3 separate regions of the Homo sapiens genome follow, and all the other regions are linked to region 1. A link is a contact called in ENCODE Hi-C or POLR2A ChIA-PET data. All regions are on one chromosome and are shown on one strand. The core of a region is the stretch at or near the end of the contact, and the rest is flanking DNA. Distances in the headings are between cores, read along the strand shown. Region 1 overlaps BACH2 (BACH transcriptional regulator 2). Region 2 has its middle 86 kb from the start of MIR4464. Region 3 has its middle 110 kb from the start of MIR4464.

Region 1 (3,073 bases), core at 455-2,954:
TCTTTGTTTAAATTGAACTAGGATTTCCTGGAGAGTAGTAAAATGTTGTTTCAGTATAGTGAATGTGCAAGTTAACACTTCAAGAGTGGGCTTCCGGCCGGGCGCGGTGGCTCACGCCTGTAATCCCAGCACTTTGGGAGGCCGAGGCGGGTGGATCATGAGGTCAGGAGATCGAGACCATCCTGGCTAACAAGGTGAAACCCCGTATCTACTAAAAATACAAAAAATTAGCCGGGCGCGGTGGCGGGCGCCCGTAGTCCCAGCTACTCGGGAGGCTGAGGCAGGAGAATGGCGTGAACCCGGGAAGCGGAGCTTGCAGTGAGCCGAGATTGCGCCACTGCAGTCCGCAGTCCGGCCTGGGCGACAGAGCGAGACTCCGTCTCAAAAAAAAAAAAAAAAAAAAAAAAAGAGTGGGCTTCCTTTGGCTTCAAACTAAACAGCTGGACAGGGGATGCTACTTAATTCTTTTTCTTCCCTACCAGAAGGAGGAGGTGCTCAAGTATTTTTCTTTATTCTTTCATCTGTTTATCTGCTGAGCAATAGGGATCTTGCTTCAGGTTGGTTAATCTGCTGAGCCATGACACATATGAGAAGGTTCTCTGGCAGGACAGTATGCTCTCCAAACAGAGACTATGGCAGTGAAAGAACCAAAGATATATCATCTCCCCTCTGAAGCCTCTGCTTCTTTGGGGTAGGAATTGGTCTATTAACTCTGAGCATTTTTTTTTTAAAGATGGAGTCTTGCACTGTCACCTGGGCTGGAGTGCAACGGCATGATCTCGGCTCACTGCAACCTCTGTCACAGGGGTTCATGTGGTTCTCTTGCCTCAGCCTCCCGAGTAGCTGGGATTACAGGTGCACACCACCACACTCGTCTAACTTTTTGTATTTTTAGTACAGACAGGGTTTCACTATGTTGGCCAAACTGGTCTTGAACTCCTGACCTTGTGATCCGCCCTCCTGGGCCTCCCAAAGTGGTGGGATTATAGGCGTGAGCCACCGCAAGCAGCCAACTCTGAGCATTTTTAGGCACTAACATTCCAAGCGTCTGAGATTCCAAATAGGAAAGTGCTATTTTAAATGACTCTTTAAGCTACCATTACAGATAACTGTAAGAAATATTCAGGCCTGAAAAAATGTTCATTCATCACCAAAATGTGAATCACTTCTAATTGATTTACTATTTCTGCTCTTCTGCTAATAACAGAATTTTGTCACTATCCACAAACATTCCAGAACACTTATCTTACAGAACAGAAAAGCAGTTGTCTATAGTAAAAACACTCCAAGTTTCCCTTACATGTCACACTGTAGAAAGGAAACAAAACCCATTTATTTTCTCAACTATCTTGCCTGTGATAGTCTGTGTACGATAAAATTTATAGAAAACTAAAATGCTAGAGTCCCTACAGACTTCAAAGATAATCTGGCCCACTGATTTCTTTGTAAGCTGAAGCCCCTTGGCGAATCTGATGGGAGCTATGAACCATTCTCCCTCCAGAAAAATGTATATGCATACCAAATATTGTATTCACTTCCCAGCATTTTAGAGACAACCCCTGAAGCCAACCTAGGCTAAGACCCCAGACCAACGACTCTGATCTAATTCCACTGCTTTGTTTCACATATGGAGACACCAAGTTCCAAACAGGGGATGTGGCTTGGCCATAATTGCTCGGCAGAAACTATGAGAAAGTAAACTGGATGAAACTGAAAATGATGCAGATAGCAACTCTGAACCATCACAAATCAGGCCTATCATTTTGCTAGGAAAGGAGAAAAGGTGAAGTGTTTCAAGAGGAGAGCTTTCTTTCATTTTAGGTTTCTGGTTGAGCTTCTCACTGGTTTTCTTCATCTTGCCTTCGGGCCAGGCCCATCCGTGACTTAAGGCTACCTTTTCTTGTGTTTGCTTCTGTAAATCAGTAAGACCTGCATAACCTGGCCACATTCAGAAAGGAGGGCAAGTGTGAGAGTGTGAAGTAGAAACCAGTTTTAAGGAACTGTAAGAGTTCTAAAGAACTCTAATTTGGTCACATAATGGATATTTAAGAAGTATTCTGAATCAAACACTGCTCACATATTTAAGGAAGTGGCAGTCTACTAAACTGTCACCGAGTAAAAGTCCTAGAGACTTGCTTTAATGATTAGATGGAACAAATTTTCAACTACTGCATTCATCCGCACATTTGCAAATGGCTCATTCTTTTAAGAACTAAAACATTCATTCTGGGATTTTGTATTTGTGTTTAGTTCATTGCAAATTTACTCAATATATTTCGAATTCAATTCAACAAATACGCTTAGGACATTCCAATGTGACGGAATGGAAACGTGCATGGATTTTGGAGTCACTAAGATCCAAATTCAAATATTGGATCTGCTTTATCTAGACACGTGATTATTGGGCTCATTACTTAAGGGTCTCTGCGTTTCCCCATCTGTAAAGTGGGAATAATACCAACTACTGTGCAAATTGGGTTTGAAAATTAGCAATAATATAGTCTATTGTAAAGAGGCTAATGCAGTATCTGGCAAACAGGGATTCCATAAAATGGTAATACTTAAAATAATGATTATTTATCAAATATCTACAAAGGACAAACTTCATCCTAGACCCTTCTCTAAAATCTGAATTCATAATATCAAAATGAATGAGGATTTAATTCATTCTTAAAATGACTCGAATACTTGCTAAGATTTTGACATATTAAAAACTATAACCATTATAAATGAAAAGGCCACTGTTCAAATGACTAGCTTTGCTACAGTACAACTGTCAGTTTTTTGACCAAAAGGAAATTTATAATACCATTGGTGGGTTTTAAGTCTTTAGGTAAAAACTGTGTTTTAAAGTAACAGAACAATAAGACAGCAATATAGTGGTTTCTTAATGACTAAAATCTTACATTACATATTATGGTTCAGTATTAATGTGCTTTCACACTACCTACTGAGTTTTCAGACTGCAACTACTTATCCTTTTCAAATTGCTATCACTCTCTTTTTCATGGGAGATTTCTTACAAATTCCTTGGAGAATCCAAAAATTTACAGTGGAAATTTTTTCTCGATTC
Region 2 (3,055 bases), core at 118-2,617, 210 kb after region 1:
TATAATCAACTTGCACCAAGTGTTTGTTTGGTCTCCTCCAGGCATGGTATCTTATCCAGCCCTGGGGTTTGTTTCTGCTGCTGAGAGATCAGACAGCAACAGCAGTAGCAGTTGGATCAACCTCAGTGTTTGATCTTTCCTCCTCCCTCCTGCTAATTGCTCTGTCTACCTGATTTTAGATACCTGACCCTAAACAGGCAGAGACATATTTGTTAATGAGACGTTGCTAATGATCTTTTCGCTCAAACTAGGTGCTCTTATCTCCTGCTGTTTCTTCAAAGAGTAATTTTCCCAGATGTGTTTGTGATCCAAGCTCAACAGATCACATTGTACTTCAAATAGGCAGCAACAGAAAACTTGGATCAAAGTAAAACTAAAACTACAACTTTGGAAGGAAGAGGTGGGAGATTCTGCTCTGGAAGAATCAGCTGACAGGAGCCTAGGAAGGAGAGGAAGCTGACCCAGGGACCTAATTCTATTTAGTTACTAATCTGCTGTAAGCAATTACATTTGAAGATCCAATTTTGCAAAAGATCAATGAGAACCTCTGGATTTCTCTCTTGTAGTAGTTGTGTAATGATCTGAAGCTCATAAGCCCAGGGACATATCTTATTTTCCCCCATATTCCCAATGCCTGAGCCAGTGCCCTGCTCAAAGTCCCGAATAAATATGTATTTGTTGAGTGGACAAATAAACAAACAAATGGATGAAGTCTCGTAGATAGAGGGTGCTTTGTAGGAAATCATTTGAGTAGCAAGATTCTCCAACCCACGTAACACAGGACCTGATTTGCAGAACTTTGTTTAGACATAGCATTTCAAGAGCACGTTTTCTGAACCATAAAGGAAAGTAGGGTTCTAGATGAATAATGCCTTTTCACAGTGTCTGAGTCACCTCACACCCCTCACCCTCATCTGATAACGGCCCTTGGCAGATCTGCCCTTTTGCAGGGGATTCCCCAAGGCTCTCACCTCTTGCCTGCCCCTGTGTGTGTGACTGCAGCAGGCACAGGGTTGCCAGGCACCAGAATATAAGCACAGAGCTGGAGGAAATGGGAGGAATGATAGGGCAAGTTTATGGCAGTGAAACTTCCTGACAGTATGCATTTATGGGAATATCATACACATTTCACCTTATGATGGTATTTTTTATGCTGACAGGAAGATAAAGCTGGGCAACAACGGAAAAGTTGACTACCAAGGTAGTGTTGAAAAGGAAAGAGTTTGTTTCAATGAGACATTCTCATTATAGATGTTGGCTTAGTCCAAGCTTCTGCCTCCTCTCCCATCACAGAGGTTCTCTTCTTCTAATATATTGTGGAGGAGGGGGGTTTGTATCAGTGCAAACTGTACTGCCTCTCTCATGCTCTTGCTTCTACAAACACCCCTCTCCAAACAAGGACACCACAAGGGCGTGACAAGCGGTGCTCATCACAGCCTCTAAGCTTCAACATAACAGGATTGTCTTTCTCTTCAGTTAGATAGGGACATTTAGATAGAGCTTTGTCCCTCAACAATCTATTGAAGAGAGCAAAAGCAGTAGAGGCCCAACAGAAGTTCATTTTGGAACTTGCTAAATTAAAAGTAAATAACACTCAGCATATTAAATGCCCTCTAAAAATATGTGAAAGTACTCAAAGGCCTTGGCATCCAGGAAGTTCCCTGCAGGATGTCCACCTGCACTCCAGTGCTAGCTCTGGGAAGCTGTATGAGCCTGGTAAGTCTTGTGCCTTCCTGGGCCTTGGTCTCCTCCTCTGTTAAATATGTGATTTGGACCTTCCTTCTTTCCTTCCTGCCTTCCTGCCTTCCTACCTTCCTTCTTTCTCTCCTCTCTAGCTCTCAGTATAGAAACCCTTTCTTTAGATGCGATCTCTTAAGAAAGGAAAACTAATATATATAAGAATATTAAGCATGAACCTTCTCTGGTTAAGCGAAGCAGGAGAGAGGTCGGAAGTATATGTTTCCAGAAGCCCCTGAACCTCAGGAACCTCTAGGCTCCAGTTGGAAAAGCCCTGTAGCTGTGTTATTTCATGATCTGCAAACTCTCTACGAGAGCTGCTTTCCTAGTCTTACCAGCCAAAGAAGACGTAGACTTTTCTAGCAAGGAGGACAAAGAGTTCGGGAATATCCATTTCAGTCAGTTTTCAAAACAATCTTGTATCATTAGGAGAAACACAAACTTGGGTCTGAATCCCTATCCTTTAAAGGACTCCTACAGACTTGGCTTGGGGTTCCTAACTGCAGGGAAAATAAATCCTCAATCATTTACCTTCATGACATAGGAGACCCAATGATCAACAGTATTTCTCTGTATAATCTTCTTTCTGACAAGCTCTCCAAACAAAAGAAAAGAGAAAGAGAAATGGCCATAGGAGGGAAGACTTTCTTCTAGGGCATTTGAGAAGATTGTCAGACCCAGATGCGAGGCACCACCTTTCCACCTTATGCCTCATTAATGGAAATAACGCAAAAGCCCAGATCTAAGGCAGAGCTTCCCACCTATGAACCTGCATCTCAATCTTCACCTTCCAGGAACCAGACAGTGTCTTCTAGGCTGATTACTTCCAGTTTATCTCATTATGATGTCCACATATTATAGCTCCCCTCTCCCTTGTGATGAGCATGGAAAATATCAGTGACTCCAAATCCCAATTCTTTCACCTTAGAAAACAAATCTGAGAATCCCTCTACCACCAAGCACAGTACCTGGATACAACAGGCACTCATTAAATGTTTGCTTAGCCAATGCAAGGATAAATGAATGAAATTCCTCATCCCTGTATTCATTTCTGAAGACCTGCTGGTGAAAATTTAGCTCTAAACATCTTTCAGATTTATTCCACTGAGGTATGAAAAAGGGAAAATAAATGACGATGCAAGTGAAGTCAGGAGCTGGCACAGAAAGTGCAATTGGATTCTGCTTCCCCCGTAATTAAGTGTGCCCAATGCTGCTGACTTAGGCGATGACAGCGTGCAGCTTGCCTGCCCACCATGGGTGCGTGGGAGGACGGGCAGCCCTCAGGATACCGCTGCACAACACGCTTGCCACCTTATCA
Region 3 (3,089 bases), core at 60-2,559, 230 kb after region 1:
AAATTATATGGTTAAGTATATGTTTAACTTTTAAAGAAACTGACAAACCATTTTCCAAAGTGATGATATCATTTTACATTCCCACCAGCAGTATATGGGAGAGCTTCAGTTGCTCTACATCCTTGCCAACACATGATATGGTCTAGCTTTTTAATTTTAGCCATTCTAGTGGGTATGCAGTGCTATCTTGTTGTGGTTTGATTTGCATTTCCATAATGACTAATAATGTCGAGCATCTTCTAACGTGTTTATTTGCCATCTGTATATCTTTTTGTTAAAGTATCTATTTAAATCTTTTGCTCATTTAAAAAATTGAGCTGTTTGTCTTATTATTGAATCACAGTAGCTCAATAATAAGGTCTTTGTTGGATATATGTTTTTTGTTGAAGCTATGATTTGCAAATATTTTTTATACCAGTCTGTGGCTTGCCTTTTCATTTCCAATAATTTATTTTTAAACATAGTGAATCTGACATTTCTATGAGACATACAAGTAGAGCTCTCCAGCAGGGAGTCAGATATGGAGGTCTAGAGTCTAGAAGAGCTAGATGAAGACTCAGGATCTGTGAGTGAAAGGAGAAGATGACTACAAAGGGGCAGGAAGCACCATTTGGGGGTGATTGAACTGTTCTATGTCTTGATTTTAGTGGTGGTTATATATGGCTGTATACAATTATACACACTCAGAACTGTACACCCAAAACAGTGAATTTTACTTTTGTAAATTTACCTTAATAAAACAATTTTAATGGGGCAATAGTTGAAACAAACAAAAAAGTTGATCATTATTGAAGCTGGGTGATGGGTACATGAGGGTACTTTATATTATTCTCTGGTTGTTTGTAGGTTAAATTTCCAAAGTAAAAAGGAATAAAAACAACAACAATGACAGAGCAAACCCCTTGACCTCACATTCCCCTCTCACAATCATACCACTTCTGGGCCTCCTGTCTAAAAAAATTTCTTGAAAGAGTTGACTACAGACACAATTTTCGCATCTTCACCTTCCATTCAAGCTTTTCTCCCCACAACTCCGTGGACTCATGTCAAGGTTCTTGAGGTCATTGAAGACCTATTGACCTTCATGTAGCCCAAACAAGAGGTCATTTTCTTTCCTCACTTGACTCATCTCTCAGCGACATTCGTTAGTTTCTTTTCTTGGTCTCTGTCTCATCTTTCATACTCTTGGTGTTCCTCCTCTCTATTCACATCTTTTTAGTTTCATTTTCTGTCTTCTCTTTCCAAAACCTCTAAACTGTGACATGTATGAGGGTTAGCTTCTTAGCCCCAGTTCGCTCTCTCTTTTTTTTTTTTACACTCTTACTTCATCAGGGACTATGGCTTTAAATACTGTCTCTATGCCTATGACCACCAAATCAACACCTATGGCCCTGACCTCACCCCAAAGCCCCAAAGTCATATATCTAATGTCTTATTTGACATCTTCATCTGGAAGTCTACTAGGCTTCTCAAAAGTAAAATGTCTACAAAATTGAAAGGGTTATTTTCTCATACCTGTACTCTAGCCTACATATCCCAGTAAATGGCACTGTGTCCCCCAAGTCACTTGAGCTAAAAACTTAGAAATCATCCTTGCCTCCTCTCTTGCCATCTGTCATCTCCCACCATCCCCATTATTATCCATCTACTTCTGAAACGCTTACTGAATGCTTTCAATTTTCATTTCCACTACCATGATCCTAATTCAAGCTACCATATCCTTAGCTGTATGCATTTCTTGCCCCTACTCCTCTCTTTGATAAATATTTATGCTTAATTTAAGTTCTAAATTTCCATATGTAGTTTTATGAATGGTGCCTATAATATATGAAACTTTAAATTTAAATTTCTATAAAACTACAACACTCTACTCTTTCGTTTCTTAGAGACAGAGCCTGAATTTTTTAAAGTAGTACTGAAGAAAATTGAGGCATTTTATTAAAATGAAGATGGGGAAAATATGGAAATCCCCTGTCTAGTTCAAAGTCAAGACTGCATAGCTAAATTTGAAGACGGAGTTTAGTGCCAAGTCACTGTTAAGAAAGTACATGCTCTTTGTGCAGGGAAATCGAATGCTTGAAAACCAATAATATTTGGACTGGTTGGTACAGATTAAATCTTGGAAGTAACCTTCTGGTTTTGGTCTGTCTTTAGAAACATGGAGATAATCCTAGGAGAGAGAAACACTGGTTCCTTTTAGATCTGTTTGATTTCATTAGGACTAATTTATCAGTAAGCCATTGGGAACCTGGAAATTAGTAGATGAACAAGGCAGCACAAGTTAATTAATTAAAAATTAATTAGTCACCACAAATTTCATGTCAGCTGCTCACAGGTCTATGTTTTTTGTTGTTGTTATTGGTCTGGATACAAACAAGAAAAAGTCCTTATGTTCCTTATCTCACTTCTGACTTAATAGATCAAGCTCTTTTGGTTTTTCTCTTAAGAATTATTTACCAAAGTGTCAATATCTTGGAACCTTTCCCCAAATTTTCTACAATCTCCTTAAATCAAGTACTGCAATAGAATATTTTTATAGAAAAGAGGCTGATTACATGCCTGTAATTGCAGCACTTTGGGAAGCTGAAGTGGGAGGATTGCTTGAGCCCAGGAGTTCAAGACCAGACAGGGCAACATAGTGGGACCCCATCTTTGCAAAAATTTGTAAAAAAATTAAACAGGTGACATGCACCTGTAGTCCCAGCTACTGAGGAGGCTGAAGTGGGAGGATTGCTTGAGCCTGGGAGGTGGAGGCTGCAGTGAGCCTCCACATTCCAACTTGGGTGATAGAGTGAGACCTTGTCTCAAAAAAACAAAAGGAAAAAGAAAAGAGAGAGGAAAAAAAAAGAAGTACTATAGAAAAGAATGGCAGTGAGGTTTTGGAGACAGAAGAATCAGAAAAATAGTAGTAGGTACTAGCAATAAAAATAGAAAAACTTTGCCAGGCACAGTGGTTCACGCCTGTAAATCCCAGCATTTTGGAGGCTGAGGCAGGTGGATCACAAGGTCAGGAGTTTGAGACCAGCCTGGCCAACGTGGTGAAACCCCGTCTCTACTAAAAATACAAAAATTAGCTGGGTGTGGTGGTA

What was found. A loop is a pair of places that touch in the nucleus more often than their neighbours do. ChIA-PET counts read pairs that join two places held with the same protein, here RNA polymerase II (POLR2A). Pooled maps may share reads with other maps.
Region 2: a map of heart right ventricle shows a loop between it and region 1 (2.9-fold over the local background). The contact joins two enhancer-like sites. A Hi-C loop is called at or near these places in 4 of 168 maps with a recorded cell type or tissue (Calu3, endothelial cell of umbilical vein, heart right ventricle and 1 more), 2 of 37 single-sample maps with no recorded cell type and 6 of 50 pooled maps. POLR2A ChIA-PET finds 5 or more read pairs at or near these places in 2 of 52 experiments (A673 and activated B cell).
Region 3: a loop to region 1 is called in a pooled map, with 2.2 times the contacts of the local background. The contact joins two enhancer-like sites. A Hi-C loop is called at or near these places in 1 of 168 maps with a recorded cell type or tissue (PC-9) and 6 of 50 pooled maps. POLR2A ChIA-PET finds 5 or more read pairs at or near these places in 1 of 52 experiments (activated T-cell).

The regions. Positions count from the first base shown.
Region 1 is chr6:90,189,232-90,192,304 of GRCh38, forward strand. All of the region lies in intron 4 of BACH2 (BACH transcriptional regulator 2), which reads right to left. Among named protein-coding and RNA genes, the nearest start is that of BACH2, 110 kb to the right of the region's middle. Within about 2 kb of position 1,705, at least 2 of the 41 ENCODE cell types and tissues checked have a DNase peak (open chromatin) inside an H3K27ac peak, as active enhancers do.
Region 2 is chr6:90,397,149-90,400,203 of GRCh38, forward strand. No RefSeq gene overlaps it. Among named protein-coding and RNA genes, the nearest start is that of MIR4464, 86 kb to the left of the region's middle. Within about 2 kb of position 1,368, at least 4 of the 41 ENCODE cell types and tissues checked have a DNase peak (open chromatin) inside an H3K27ac peak, as active enhancers do.
Region 3 is chr6:90,424,187-90,427,275 of GRCh38, forward strand. No RefSeq gene overlaps it. Among named protein-coding and RNA genes, the nearest start is that of MIR4464, 110 kb to the left of the region's middle. RefSeq lists an enhancer at 1,090-1,379. Within about 2 kb of position 1,310, at least 4 of the 41 ENCODE cell types and tissues checked have a DNase peak (open chromatin) inside an H3K27ac peak, as active enhancers do.